2 separate regions of the Homo sapiens genome follow, and region 2 is linked to region 1. Evidence: chromatin contacts called from ENCODE Hi-C or POLR2A ChIA-PET data. All regions are on one chromosome and are shown on one strand. Each heading gives the region's core, a stretch centred on a gene start or an enhancer-like site at or near the end of the contact. The rest is flanking DNA. Distances are from core to core; before and after follow the strand shown. Region 1 overlaps CUX1 (cut like homeobox 1). Region 2 overlaps CUX1 (cut like homeobox 1).

Region 1 (7,202 bases), core at 812-3,311:
GGGACCCCCTCCATAAAGTGAGGTGCCTCTTGGCCACTGCTCAGCCAGTGGGGGCTGTTCCTAACAGTTGCCTCCTCCGATTGCTGGAGTAAGAAATGACACCCTGTCTCCCATTTCTGTGGCACCCCATTCTCAACAGTGATGGTTCTGCCTGTTTTTAGTCACACACACCTGCACACTTCAAAGGACTAAAAATGGACTCAGTTTTCTTTCTTTTTTTTTCTTTTTGAGATGAAGTCTCACTCTATCACCCAGGCTGGAGTGCAGTGGCATCATCTTGGCTCACTGCAACCTCCGCCTCCTGGGTTCAAGCGATTCTTGTGCCTCAGCCTCCCAAGTAGCTGGGACTACAGGCATGTGCCACCACACCCAGCTAATTTTGTATTTTTAGTAGAGGTGGGGTTTCACCAGGCTGGTCTCAAACTCCTGACCTCAAGTGATCCTCCCACCTCAGCCTCCCGAAGTGCTGGGATGACAGGTGTGAGCCACCTCGCCCGGCCTGGACTCAATTTGGATTGCAATGCCCCACAATGGTGACCTCCCTCTTCTCTGTTAATGCATCCTCTTCCCTCTTGCTTAAAAATTTCCCCAGTGCCGTGGCATCTTACCTCCTGCTGAAGTGTGTGCTGATGCTTTGCTGGGGGCTGGACCCCGTCCCTTGGAGCCTGGCCCAGGCCCTGCCTCCCAGTGAAACCCTGGCCGCCTTTCCAACCTCAGAGGCTCTATCTCCTCCCAAACCCTGTAGCCCTTCCAGTTGCTGGTCACTGACTTCCATTAATTGGCCCGGTGGCCTTGCCTGCCAGGGGGACCATGAGGTGAGGGGCCGTGTCCTCCGAGTGGTCTCTTTCTCCAGGGTGCTGGGGACCCAAGAAATGCCTGGTCGTTTCTCATAGGTTGATAAGGAAAATGAGGCCTAGGTAGGGACAGGCAGGATTTCACCTGAATTTACAAGATGATGCAATGGAAGAGTCTTCAGTATATTTTCACGTATTTTAGAATTGAGTTACAACATTCATTTTGGTACTTTCTCTGTGTTCTCCCCATGTGTTAAAAAGCAGCTTAAGGCCGGGCGCGGTGGCTCATGCCTGTAATCCCAGCACTTTGGGAGGTCAAGGCGGGTGGATCACGAGGTCAGGAATTCCAGACCAGCCTGGCCAACATGGTGAAACCCCGTCTCTACTAAAAATACAAAAATTAGCTGGGCGCAGTGGCAGACGCCTGTAATCCCAGCTACTCGGGAGGCTGAGGCAGGGGAATCGCTTGAACCCGAGAGGCGGAGGTTGCAGTGAGCCAAGATTGTGCCATTGCACTCCAGCCTGGGCGGTAGAAGGAGTTTCCAGCTCAAAAAAAAAAAAAAAAATGCAGCTTAAGTGCTGGTTTAGCGCCTGTAATCCCAGCACGTTGGGAGGCTGAGGCGGGAGGATCACTTGAGCCCAGGAGTTTGTGACTAGCCTGGGCAACATAGCAAGAACCCGTCTGTACAAAAAATAAGAAAAATTGGCCAGGTGTGGTGGCGTGCATCTGTAGTCTCAGCTCCTTGGGGGCTGAGGCTGAAGGATCGCTTGAGTCCAGCAGGAGGTCAAGGCTGCAGTGAGCTATGATCAAGCCATTGCACTCCAGTCTGGGTGACAGAGTGAGACCCTGTCTCAAAAAAAAAAAAAAAAAAAAAAAAGGAAACAAGAAAGAAAAAAGCAGCTAAATTCTGCTGGAAGTGTGCAGTAAAGCACAAGTTTTCAGCCATCAACGCAGGGAGCCGTTAATCACGACCCATAATAACCAGAATGTTATTCCACGGTTGCGGTTTGTTTATTTCATCAGAGTTGCGTCTTCACCTATTTCCCTCCCTACTCTTAATTGTTTATCCAAGTTAGTGTTTTCCATTCTTTCACTGAAGGCTCTAAAAATGGTCCCATCAAGAAGTCTGGTAGATAATGGAAGACGAAGTGGACTTTACAGAAAGATGAATTTTCTTCCCTAGAGCTGGAAAACCCTTCAGCGTGTCATGCGTTCCCCAGCCAGGACAGACAAAGCCACGCAATCTGTTTCCTGCAGGCCCAGAGGGGAAGGCTTCCTCCTTGTGGTTAGTGACTTCAAAAGCTGTCCTCACTAGAGCAAGTCCAACTCTTCCTCTAGTTCTGATGACTTCACGGCAGCCAACTGAGCTGCTGAACGCTGTTTTTTTCTACGCAGAAACCCTCCCGACTTTCACGAGGAGTTGACAGGTTTTCCTCTTCACTCGGGCTCCCTTGTCATCGTTAAACTGAAACTGCTTTCTTGTAGCCAAATTCTGTGGTCCCTTTTCGGCCTCGGCCTCCTTGACCTCTCTGTGTCCCCACCTTGGCTCTCCCACGCCTGCCAGCCGTACCACAGGCCCCGGGTGTGAACCCTCCCTCCGCGGTCATGCAGCCACGCCTCTGCTCAAGCTGTGCCTCCTCCTGGGCGCACCCTCCCTCTCCCATCCTTCAGCCTCTGAAGTCCTGCCCAGCTCCGGTTCCTGTTTCTGTTAGGACGAGGCCCTTCAGATCCTCTCCAGCAGGTGGACTCTGTCCTGCCCCGTACCACCCGCCGCGGGCCACTTTTGGGCCTGCGCCATGTTCCTGCCCTTACCCCGCCCGGTGTTAGCGTCACGTGGGTCCTGATGTCCTCCCTCTCCCAGGCCTCTGCTTATCTGATTGGGGGCTGTGCTTGACTCTGAAACCCGGGCACCTCCTACAGGGCATTTTGCCTGTCACAGGCCTAGCATTCAATACCTATCATATTTTTGAAATATCTGCAGAAATAAAAAGAAATAACTATTTTCTTCTTCAGGAGTTAAGATGCGTGGCCACCAAGTACTTTTCAATACATAAAATATGTTTTCAGCACAGAAAGGCCTTTCACCGCTCTTACTTACATAGTCTGCTTTTGGTATGATGGGGACGGATGAAAAATGAGGACTGTAGGCCTCCGAAGTCAGCTGTTTTGAATTAAAGCAGCGCACGCTTTGAGTCAGGTGAAGCGAGGATGGGGTTTCACCCGTTGAGGATGAATTTGCTGGGTTACTTTAAACTGGAACTGTTCTTTTCAGAAATGAGTGAAGCAGGAAGGGAAAGACGGAGCTTGTCTGGCTGGGTCGGATGACCCCCTTTGCCAGGCCGTCACCCCTCTAGGTTGAGTTAGCTCAGAATAACTTAGCTGTGCTATAGCTTTGCATAATTGCAAGGAGCTTTGTTTCGTTTTATTTTGCAGGGAATTTTTTTCCCCCCTTAGCTCTTCCTCCTGGTGTATTTGTAGAAATCAGCTTCATCATGGTCATTTAACAGTAAGGGCTGGGGGTGGTGGCTCACGCCTGTAATCCCAGCACTTTGGGAGGCCGAAGTGGGAGGATCACTTGAGGTCAGGAGTTCAAGACCAGCCTGGCCAACATGGTGAAACCCCGTCTCTACTAAAAATACAAAAATTAGCCGAATGTGGTGGCACGCACCTGTACTCCCAGCTCCTCGGGAGGCTGAGGCAGGAGAATCACTTGAACCCAGGAGGCGGAGGTTACAGTGAGCCAAGATGGTGCCACTGCACTCCAACCTGGGCAACAGAGCGAGACTCTGTCTCAAAAAAAGAGAAAACAGAACATACTATTTTTGTTGTTTCTGAGGAGTAGGGTTTCTTACCAGGGAACCTGCTTTAAAAAAATGCAGTATGTAGATTCCTTAAGAATAAAGTTAAGCAGCAGCTAACCAAGCACATGGCTAAAAACCCGGCCAAGAGCATTGTAGTATCTGGTTTTGGGGTTGGTGGTGGGGATCCCATTTTAGAGGCCGACTTTGGTTTGTGATGGTTAGGTTTTACTTTCTTAGGTCTCAGCTCACATGTCCCCTTCTCAGAGGAGCCATCCTCACCCATCCCTTCTTGGTCCCTCCCGCCTTCCCTGACTTTTTCTTCTTCAATGACTTATCTGCACATGATCCCCTACTTATAAAACCTGTGTCTTCCACTCCTCTCACCCGAAAGAATGTTTGAATTCTGAAAACAATGACTTTGTTCTTAGCACCCACAACAGCAAATGCTCAGTGAGCCCTATGTTGAGTGAGTTAGTTGTGAGCTGTGGTGGTTTAGTGAGGGTATACTTTGGCCCTTAGAATGCGAATGCCTTTTTTTTTTTTTTTTTTTTTTGAGATGGCGTCTTGCTCTGTGGCCCAGGCTGGAGTGCAGTGGCACGATCTTAGCTCACTGCAACCTCCGCCTCCCAGGTTCGAGAGATTCTCCTGCTTCAGCCTCCTGAGTAGCTGGGATTACACACACTCGCTACCATGCTCGGCTAATTTTTATATTTTTAGTAGAGACTAGGTTTCGCCATGTTGGCCAGGCTGGACTCAAACTCCTGACCTCAGGTGATCCGCTTCCCTCGGTCTCCCAGGGAATGGCTGTTTAATCACAAGAAAGTCTTCCCTTCATGCGTTGTGAAAACCAGCAGTATTTTAATTGAAGAAATCCGGTATTGTTTGGCTTTCTAGATTTGGAAGTAGGTCAGGTGGCTAATGATTGAAAATGGACCGGCAACCAGAGGGCCTTTGGAAACTCTAGCTCGACTTCAGGCTATAGTTTTGTTTATGCCCTTGTCACTAAAGGCACTGCCCATGAGAGCTGGGTTTGCAGTCCCTGCTGAGCCTGGGGTTGAGAGCAGAGCCCTAGAGTAACTCAGCAAAGGCATCCCTCCCTGCACCTGAGCTGGGGGAGAGGCGGCTTATGATTAACTCAGCGATGTCTCAAATGCCATTTCTAGAGGCTGAACACATTAACTTTTAAAAAATGATTTAAAAATTACCAATTGACCGTATCCGGGGCTGAACCTGCGTGATTCAGCTTCTTTTAAAAATATCTTTTCTCAACAAATTGCTTCCTTAACATTTTAATTTGTTGATCATCAAGGAAGCTTGCCAAATATTAGCTGTTCTTTTCCATTTCCTACCGCCTCAAGCTTCCCGTATTTGGCCTATTTCAGTGGAGCTGTAAGGTCACTCCCTATTTTTCTTCCCAAATAACTGTATTTATTACTGTCAGGTATTGGCGGGTTTGATCCAGCTGTCATCAGAACGTTTGGAAATACCGTTTTTTGCCAGAATGCTGATTTAATGATCTCATACTGACATGGCTTGTTCTCTCTGCAGACTTGATAACTTGTTGAATATGTTCCCTCTTCTTATTGAGCAATGGTGCTTTTTGAAAATTTTTCCCAGCCAGAAGGCTTCATGGGTAGTATCTTTAAGATCCTAGCAGAAGGTTGCTTTTCTCTCTCTCTCTCTCTCAGTCCTTTCTTTTTCTCTTTTCTTTGCTTCTTTCCTTCTTTCCTTTTTCTTTCTTTTCTTTCTTCTCTTTCTTTCTCTTTTCTTGGCTTATTTCCTTCTTTCCTTTGTCTTTCTTTGCTCCTTCCTTCCTTCCTTTTCTTCCTTCCCCTTTCTTTTTCCTTCCCTCCCTCCCTCCCTACCTTCCTCCCTTCCTTCCTTCCTCTCTCTTTCTGTCTCTCTGTCTCTGCCTGCTTTTTCCTCTCTCTCTCTGTCTCTCCCCCCTTCTCCCCTCTCCTATCCTCTTCTTCCTTTTTTCTTTTTTTGGAAGGCCCAGATTAGTAGCAGAGACTCTCCTTGAAGGGGATAGATGCATTGTCGCTGTTTGGTATTTTGAACAGATTCTTAAGAAAATGTTTTCCTGGTGGAAGATTTCAGACACACATGAGGTGAGAATAATGAACCCTGTGTGCTGCCCCCAGCATGATCAGTTCCAAACTATTGGCCTGTCTAGTTTCATCTCCGCCCCTGCCTACTCCTGGAATTTTGAAAAGGACATCATATTATTTTCTCCATAAATATTTCAGTATGTATCTCTAAAAGATAATGTCACTTCGAAAAAAATACCTAATACCACGATCACACCTAAAACATAAATGAACAATATGAAGGATGAGTTTCTGCTGTGTGGCATGGCAGAATGATGCTCTGTGGGGTCCCAGGGGAGAGGTGAGCTAAGTTCAGTGTGTCACCTGCTGTCACCTGCCATCACCTGTCCCAGGGCCTGGGGCTAGCCACTGCTCTTTTGTGAGCCTCAGTTTCTTCATCTATAAAACTAGAGGATTGTACTAGTCTGTCTGTCTTTCCTTCCTTTCCTCCCTTTCCTGTCCTGTCCTGTCCTTTCCTTTCCTTTATCCTCTCTCTCTTTTATCTCCCCTTCCTCCCTTCCTTCCTTCCTTCCTTCCTTCCTTCCTTCCTTCCTTCCTTCCTTCCCTCCTTCCCCTCTCTTCTTCTCTCTTTCCTTTTTTTAAAGAGACAGAGTCTTGTTGTGTCACCCAGGCTGGAGTGCAGTGGTGCAGCCATAGCTCACTGCAGCCTTGACCTGGTAGTCTCAAGTGATCCTCCCACCTCAGCCTGTGAGGTTCCGGGAACACAGGTGGGCAACACCATGCCTGGCTAATTTTTAAATTTTTTGTAGAGACAGGCTAGTCTTGAACTGGCCTCAAGCGATCCTCTTGCCTCAGGCCCCCAAAGTGCCGGGTTTATAGGCTGAGCCACTGCACCCGGCCTGCACTAGTTTTTTTTGTCTCTAGAAATCTGCATCTCTGAATGTGTTAGGTCCTGACCTGCTTTAGAACGGATCTCAGCCACCCTGCTCCTTCGAACCCACATTTCTGCCCCGTGTCTGCTGGTCGCAGGAATTGGCACATTTTCCTTTAGCTGCGCCCACCAGTCCTTGCACGCATACTCCTGGTCACTTTTTTAATGTCTGGCAGATGGTTTCAAGTGCAATGGCGTCTCTGCGTAATAGTTGATTCTCTAAAGAACAGAGTCTACTAAGTGGAAGCTGCGTTTCCACATTTAGCAGTTAGCTGTTAAGAGCCAGTAACAGGTGCAAATTTGCAACCCGTTTTTTCCCCAATCTTTTGGAATGGAAATGGTTCAGTCATTTGAATTTAACAAACTGCCTGCCCGGCATGCACTGCAGATGCTGGGCTGCAAAGCTGGTTTTGGTGCTGGTTGGCCCCCTGGGTGCCCCTGTCTACTGAGGGTGGGACAGGCGGAGGACTGGGGGCTCAGTGCTGCAGAGGCACATGTAGGGTGGGGTGGGGTGGGGTGGAGAAGAAGTCCTGACCAGTCCTGATTTGGTGGTGCTGGTGCTTATGGGCTAGTGAGATTTCTGCATGCCCAGGCTGGCTGGTAGCCATGTGTCAGTCACTCATA
Region 2 (7,328 bases), core at 2,941-5,440, 44 kb after region 1:
TCCCCAGACTCCCAAGTAGCTGGGACTATAGGCATGCACCACTGCACTTGGCGTATTTATTTATTTATTTATTATTTTTTCGAAGAGACAGGGTCTCCTTATGTTGCCCAGGCTGTTCTCAAACTCCTGAAGCAATCCGCCCACCTCAGCCTCCCAAAGTGCTGGGATTACAGGTGTGAGCCACCATGCCTGGCTCACCCATAAAATTAAAATGAAAAGAGCAGACCACAGCCAGCAGTCTTCCGACCTCCAGCTCTTGCAGGTCGTGGGCAGCCTTGCCCCAGGTGCAGCAGGTAGGCCAGGAAGCAGGTGTGGGAACAGAGCAACAGCAGGCACCGTGGGGACATGCACAGTAAGCGTCGAATCGGTGTGCGTTTGCAGAAACGTGAATGGGTGAATGAAGGGGTGTATGAAGGTATACACAGGAACGCCACAGTCAGCTTTGTGTAAAGTAGACCAGTGAACAGATTGCTGGTATTGCTTCTGACAGCTCTGCTCCTCAGGGGAAAATGGTGAACTCACTTTAGAACTCGCCTTTGTCAGCTCCAACTAGACTCTGGAAGGAACACAAATGCTCAGACTTTCCCATGACAGACTGTGAAGCAAAGCCAGTTACACAGCTACCGTCACTAATATTTTTGGTATAAAGCAGTTGCTAAAATTAATTCCAGTCTGAAACTTGATGAATTCTCAGTCATGGAATTAACAGGTCTTAAATGGGAAAAATAAAAAATTAGCTTGATTAAAAATAAATGTTTGTGCTGAAATGTGGAGCCTGTCTGTCCCTAACAAACTAAATATGAAGTTTTTCATCTTAGAGGATTTGTTTGCCTTTGAGTATTCATAGGGAAAGTGCACGTTTGTACCAGAAATTTAGAGACGCACTCCCAGTAAGTTCTTACGAGCAGTCAGTATTATCCTTTTTGTATAAGGCAAGCAGTCAGTCCCTATGAAGAGTAAGATACAAGCCTGGCTCAGCAGTGGCCCCCCTGAGCCTATCTGATGTGCAGAAAAGTCACGCACACACAACTGTCTTGAAGGGCAGCCTCCTTTCAGCCAGCACCCATTTACTCCCTCTTATTAGGCCTTCCTCTGAATTTATATCAAGCAAACTATTTAGGACGCATCTGCGAAGCAGGAAGTGTGTTTCATTTTGTTTTTAATGAGGTTTCAAACTCTCTCTTCCCATCTCTGTCCCTGGATGACAGCGCAGAGTTTTACGTCATTTGCTATTAGACATCTTGTGGCTTGACATCCTCGAAGGCTCAGCCACCCCTGGGTGTGTTTGGTTAATACAGCAAGTGAAGCCTGGGCAACATATCGAGGCCTCATTTCTACAGAAATTTTTAAAAAGTAGCTGGGCATGGTGGCATGCACCTGTCGTGTCAGCTACTTGAAAGGCTGAGGTGGAAGGATTGCTTGAGCCCAGGAGTTCAAGCCCGCAGTGAGCTATGATCGTGCCACTGTACTCCAGCCTGAGTGAAGGGCGAGATGTTGTCTCTTAAAAAAAAAAAATAATAATAATAAAATAAAGAAAAGAAAAAAGTAGAGGTTCTGTGCTTAGTTAGAAGATATCTAACAACACAATTGGTTAGACTTTCATAATTATTTCTGCTGATGTAAGTATCACAGCGCAGGTCATGGGCAACAGTTTACTGTTTTCACACCCAGCTTCAATGTTAAATGAACCCCAGACTATAGCGTGACCAGTCTGATATTATCATCCCCAAATCTTTATAGTTTCAGCTCTTGGGATGGATGACTGAATAACCATTTTTTTTCCAGTGTGGTAGTCTTAGGGTTTTGCTTATTGGTGTGTGTGTTTCAAGAGGAACCTCTGTTCCTTGGACTTGATGTGAGTGGCAAGTCATGTAAAAAGCTGGATTTTATCAATAGTTTTTGTCTAAAAACCAAAACCAAAAAATTCTTCCCCTGCAGTACCAGTGCTTGAAATAAACCACCCTCCTACCCCCACCCAGCTTGCCTGCGTGGATCCAGTAGCACCCCCGGTACCCCGGTGGGCCTTTTTGGCAGCCCCGAGGGGTCAGGGATCTAGGGGGAAGAGTCACCGCAGGGAGCGCAGATGTACTTGGAGTGGGGAATGGTTGGGGGGGACCCATTCCCCTGCTTTAAACCGCAAATGTCTTTTGATATCTAGTAAAATTGGCAAGCAGAATGATTGAAAACATGTGAGAGGTAACTGGATCTAAGTCTCAAGTAGTACATATTTGAGAAGTTTTCCCCAATGTAAAAGTCACTCTTTAAGAGCCTTAAACTAATAAAAACAAGGAAATTCCATGTTACGGCTGCCACTCGGCCTTTTCATTTTTATTCCAGAAGTCAGATCTGACAGGTCAGCAGCTCACTGGCTCTGGGCTCCCCGTGTTTAAAGCAGTGGGGACGAGGAGAAGAACTGGCAGCCGCCGGGACGGGGAAGTCTCCAATGCCATTCAGTGCCAGGCTCGTAATTCCCTCTTAGTTTATCCTATTTTCTCTTCTTGGGGCGGCTTCCTGTATGTACTTTATTCACTGAAGCTGCTTCAGGATTCCTTCAGAGACTATTCTTGTTTCTTTCCATTTCTGTGTCTTTTTTTTTTTTTTTTTTTTTTTGAGACAGAGTCTTGCCCTGTGGCCTGGGCTGGAGTGCAGCGGCGCGACCTTGGCTCACTGCAACCTCCGCCTCCCGGGTTCAAGTGATTCTCCTGCGTCAGCCTCCTGAGTAGCTGGGATTACAGGCACGCACCACCACACCTGGCTAATATTTATATTTTTAGTAGAGACAGGGTTTTGCCATGTTGGCCAGGCCAGTCTCGAACTCCTGACCACAGGTGATCTGCCTGCTTCGGCCCCCCACAGTGCTGGGATTACAAAGCATAAGCCACCGCACCCGGCTAATTTCCTTTATAGTTACACTAGCTTGGAAGAATAACATACTGAGTGGCGTGGAAGGCGTTGGTGCACATAGGTGCAGCATCCCAGAGCCCCGTCCACTGGCGGCTATTTGTGCATGGCTGCCTGTGGCTTCTTATCTGTGATGGAACCTCGTGGGCAGAGAAGTGGCTGGAGAGCATCACCAAGGCTGCCTGGTCCAAGTTGCTTCCTGTTGCTGCATGGGCAGTGTTCTGGGGTCCAGACCCTGGGTGGTAGTGATAAGATGGTGATGGGGTGGAGTGGGTCCTTATAGATCCCACATTACTGAGCGGCCTTTTGCCCTTCAAACCAGATCACAATCCCCTCCCTGCCAGTTGGTCCTCAAGAAATCACAGGAGGCTGGGCGCAGTGGCTCACGCCTGTAATCCCAGCACTTTGGGAGGCCAAAGCAGGTGGATCACTTGAGGTCAGGAGTTCGAGACCAGCCTGGTCAACATGGCAAAACCCGGTCTCTACTAAAAATACAAAAAAAATTAGCCAGGTGTGGTGGTGCACTCTTGTGATCCCAGCTACTCGGGAGGCTGAGACAGGAGAATCTCTTGAACCCAGGAGGCAGAGGTTGCAGTGAGTCAAGATTGGATTGTGCCACTGCACTCCAGTCTGAGTGATTCTGTCTCAAAAAAATAAAAAAATAAAGAAGTCACAGGAGGCCCAGCATACAGAGAACATCAGGTATAGAGAGATGTCCTTCCTGGGCCAAAACAGGTGGTGTCATTTTGCTGAGTTTGATAGAGAAAAAGTCCTGATGTCTGTGTACATAAGAACTCACGTCTAGAGTTCGAGAAAAACCGGTGATGAGAACTTGAACTTGGAGGAGTCACAGGGGGATCAGGAAAGCTTGGTAATTGGCATGAATTTCCTACCTCCAGGGGCCTGGCACAGAGACCTAGGATGAAGAGGGGGCCATCGAGCATGGTGTGAACTTGGAGAGTGTGGGGAGCTGCCCCAGCCGAGGGCACTGGATGGGAATTCATGCCAGAACCCCATCACATAGCGGCAGGAGCTGTAATTGTGCTTCTTAATTGTGTATCTTCATTTAGTGCGAGTTTAGGTGGTTAGCAATAGCTCTTTAGCTAGCTTTACAGAGTCTAAGTTAAAGAGCCCCTCAGCTATCTTGTAGAAAGCGCCCTGGACAGGATGGGGTGATGCTGACAGCTGGAGTCACTGTTCCAGCGCCCAGAATGGGGAGACTAGCAGCACTTCTGGGCAGCCCATGAAGCAGCCTCTTCCCTCTGCCGGTGTCCCTCATGTCCAGCAGAGCTAGAAGTGAAACTCACTGAGGATTGACGCGGCCCCTTTAAAATCGCATCTCCGCTCTTGGCACCAGGAGCTGTCATGTAGTGTAACCTGTTGGTGCCCAGAACCCAGGTTTCCTGGTGGCAGCCAGCGGTACCGGTGCCAGGAGGCAGCGAAGGAATCACTTGCGACGCCCGCTCTCTCTGCCATACGAGTGTCGTTCTGCGGGGCCATCTGGCTGGCAGCAGCTCTCAGCCAATGGCAGGATGTTGTAAACCTCACTCGCTGAATGCGGCACCGAAAATCTTGAAAATTAACTGCAAAAATAAAATCAAAGCTGGCTCCGAGATGGTATTTCTTGGCCTGGCATAAGCTCTCCGGATGAACTTGCTCTGCCTTGTTGATAGATGCCTCTTACTAGTTTGGTTTTTTCCCAGGAGCCAGTTGGCATCTTTTAACTTTTCCTTGTAAAATCCAGGCAGAAACATTTTGAGAGCTTTCTGGAGTTTTTATTTGCTAATTAAAATGTGAGAAGGGAACACAGCCACAGGTAGAGGTCTAGTGCAAGCCACAGCTGTGATTCAGAAGAAGAAAAAAAAAAGCCAAACCTGACAGTTTCAAAATGAAGTTATTAGCACTTCACCTATAACTGTGATAGCTTTTAACTTGCAGGATCCTTCTCTTAGGCACCACCTCCCATCCGAACCCCAGAGCATATGGGAAAAGGAGCTAATGTGTGTAAGTTGCAGGATACTTAATCACTGAAGAATCTAACAATGATAACTACTATCTCTCTGGAACTTTTTTTTAACTTAGAAGAGTATGTCTTGTTCTGTTTATATATCACATAGTTTTCCAACGACCCTGGGAGGTGAGGTAGGTGGTATATTTTACCAATGGGAAAATCGATGCTCAGGAAGTCTTGGTGACTTGCTCAAGTTCCCATAACAAGAAGCTGCTGAATCCAGGATGGAACCTGGTCTACCCCAAATGCCCCTACTGCTTCCTAGGGCCCAGTAATGCCCCTGGGTAGGGCGGGCCCAGCTCTGGAAGAAACAGGGCTATACAAAAAATCACCCAATATTGGGTCACCAGCCTTCTTCTACTTGCAAAATAATTAAGCAAAATCTGTTTTTATTTGTTTTTGAGACGGAGTCTTGCTTTGTCGCCCAGGTTAGAGTGCAGTGGTGTGAACTTGGTTCACTGCAACCTCCGCCCCTAGGGTTCTAGCGATTCTCCTGCCTCAGCCTCCCGAGTAACTGGGATTACAGACTTGCACCACCACGCCCGGCTATTTTTTTGTATTTTTAATAGAGACAGGGTTTTGCCATGTTGGCCAGGCTGGTCTCGAACTCCTGACCTCAGGTGATCCACCTGCCTCGGCCTCCCAAAGTGCGGGGGTTACAGGTGTGAGCCACTGTGCCTGGCCACAAAATCTATTTTAATTCTGCAAGTTATAAGCAGCCAGTGGCCCACCAGGCCCAGCTGTACGTTCCCAGGGACCCCCCAAAGCGTATATGTCCCGGGCACACACACACTAGGTGGTTTGTTTTGTTCCCCAGCAGCCCGTGTCTGCCCGGGCAGATGTTAGTGGCTGAGAAACCCCAACAGGGAGTGAGCCACAGGCCCGCGGGTGGCTTCCCTGCCAGTGTTCTCCTCGCGAAGGGGAAGGGAGCCCTTGCCAGAATGGCTGGTGCCCTAACAAATTGATTCCTGCCAAACAATAGAAATAAATATTTTCAGCAGACAGAAATGTTGGCTCTGAAAGCATTCAAATTAAAGGCTTATTTCTGAAACAAATACTTTAGGAGGAAAACATTTTTACCAGCGCAGATGAGATCAGAGCTATTCCTTTTGGCAGTGGCAGGACTATTTTGAGACTCAGCCACAACGGTTTCCCTGCCCCGTCTCGTTTTTCACTGATGACCTCGCCCCCTGTTTCATGGAGACAGGGAATTGCATTCAGCTAGAGGCATGGGGAAGAGATGGTGGCATGGTGTTCTGCAGAGAGCCTCAGTTGGACAGTCGGCCGAATCTGGATTCAAATCCAGGCCCTACCTCTCCTGCTATGATTTCGACAAAGCCGGTCAGTCATCTGATCATCAGCTTCCTCAGTCTGTGAAATGGGGCGGTACCTCCCTTGCAATGGTTAATAGCGTTATCCTCAGGACCTGGGGGTCATTGGAGGCCAGCACTGTCCCTAGAACTCTCTGTGTTGATTAAATGGTCTCTACCCGCCCCAGCAAATATAATTGCCACTAGCTACATGTAACTGTTGGGCCCTTGAAGTATGGCAGCTGGAATGGAGGGAACAAATTTTAAATTTAACTTAGATGAAATGTAATCCACATGTGGCCACTGGCTACCATTTTGGATAGTGCAGTTCCCATTCATCCCTCTCATTTCATTAGTTGGTCCCTGGAGCCAATTAATTGGTTGGAGGGTCAACCCACTACAAATCTCCCAAGTCTTTCTCTGTGCCGGATGCAGCTGTGCGGAGTTGGGACCTGTCTGTTGTCTTTGACATCCGTCTTCTGTCCTGCAGACGGAGCAGTGGGGCAGTGCCATCGAGCTGGGCAGAGGAATTAATATCTTAGCCATCAACTGCCCAAATCAACCTTCATGGGCATCTTTTAATTTTCTAAGAGATGGGGTCTTGCTGTGTTGTCCAGGCAGGACTCGTGGGCTCTTTCCGCCTCAGCCTCCCGAGTAGCTGGGACTACAGTTGTGCACCACCACACCCCTCTGATATTTCTTAATTTTAATGGCTGATGTTTCTTAATTTTAACAAGTTCCCATATGTCTCATGATGTATGCTAAGTATAAAAAGAATAATAGAAGGCATGAAGTCAAGGGGCCTGTTTCCCGGGCATTTGTTTCAGTGGTGAGTCACATTCATGCGAAGCCTCGGTTTCCTTATCTGTAAGACCAGATCAGCAAACCACCTGTGGCTGCCTCTCTCCCTGGTTGACCCCGAGGCCAAGAGGAGGGGCAGGGTCAGCAGCCGGCCAGACCTCAGTAGCCCCTCCCCATCCTGGTATGGGGGAACACAGGAGGTAGAAAACAAGTGACCTACACAAGGCGGGTGGTGGCGGGGGAGGTCCCACTTTAACAGGAGGCAAGATGGCCGGGAGAAAGCTATGGGGAACCCAGGCAAATGG

The links. A loop is a pair of places that touch in the nucleus more often than their neighbours do. ChIA-PET counts read pairs that join two places held with the same protein, here RNA polymerase II (POLR2A). Pooled maps may share reads with other maps.
Region 2: a loop to region 1 is called in a map of K562, with 4 times the contacts of the local background. The contact joins two enhancer-like sites. A Hi-C loop is called at or near these places in 5 of 168 maps with a recorded cell type or tissue (CD14-positive monocyte, K562, gastrocnemius medialis and 2 more) and 6 of 50 pooled maps. POLR2A ChIA-PET finds 5 or more read pairs at or near these places in 12 of 52 experiments (A549, AG04450, GM10248 and 8 more).

Annotation. Positions count from the first base shown.
Region 1 is chr7:101,854,535-101,861,736 of GRCh38, forward strand. The region is part of intron 1 of CUX1 (cut like homeobox 1); the gene reads left to right. Among named protein-coding and RNA genes, the nearest start is that of CUX1, 41 kb to the left of the region's middle. RefSeq lists enhancers at 2,388-2,517, 6,325-7,038. Within about 2 kb of position 2,062, at least 40 of the 41 ENCODE cell types and tissues checked have a DNase peak (open chromatin) inside an H3K27ac peak, as active enhancers do; they include gastrocnemius medialis and prostate gland, where a contact is called at or near this core.
Region 2 is chr7:101,895,999-101,903,326 of GRCh38, forward strand. The region is part of intron 1 of CUX1 (cut like homeobox 1); the gene reads left to right. Among named protein-coding and RNA genes, the nearest start is that of CUX1, 82 kb to the left of the region's middle. RefSeq lists enhancers at 1-314, 315-815, 4,343-4,842. Within about 2 kb of position 4,191, at least 8 of the 41 ENCODE cell types and tissues checked have a DNase peak (open chromatin) inside an H3K27ac peak, as active enhancers do; they include gastrocnemius medialis and prostate gland, where a contact is called at or near this core.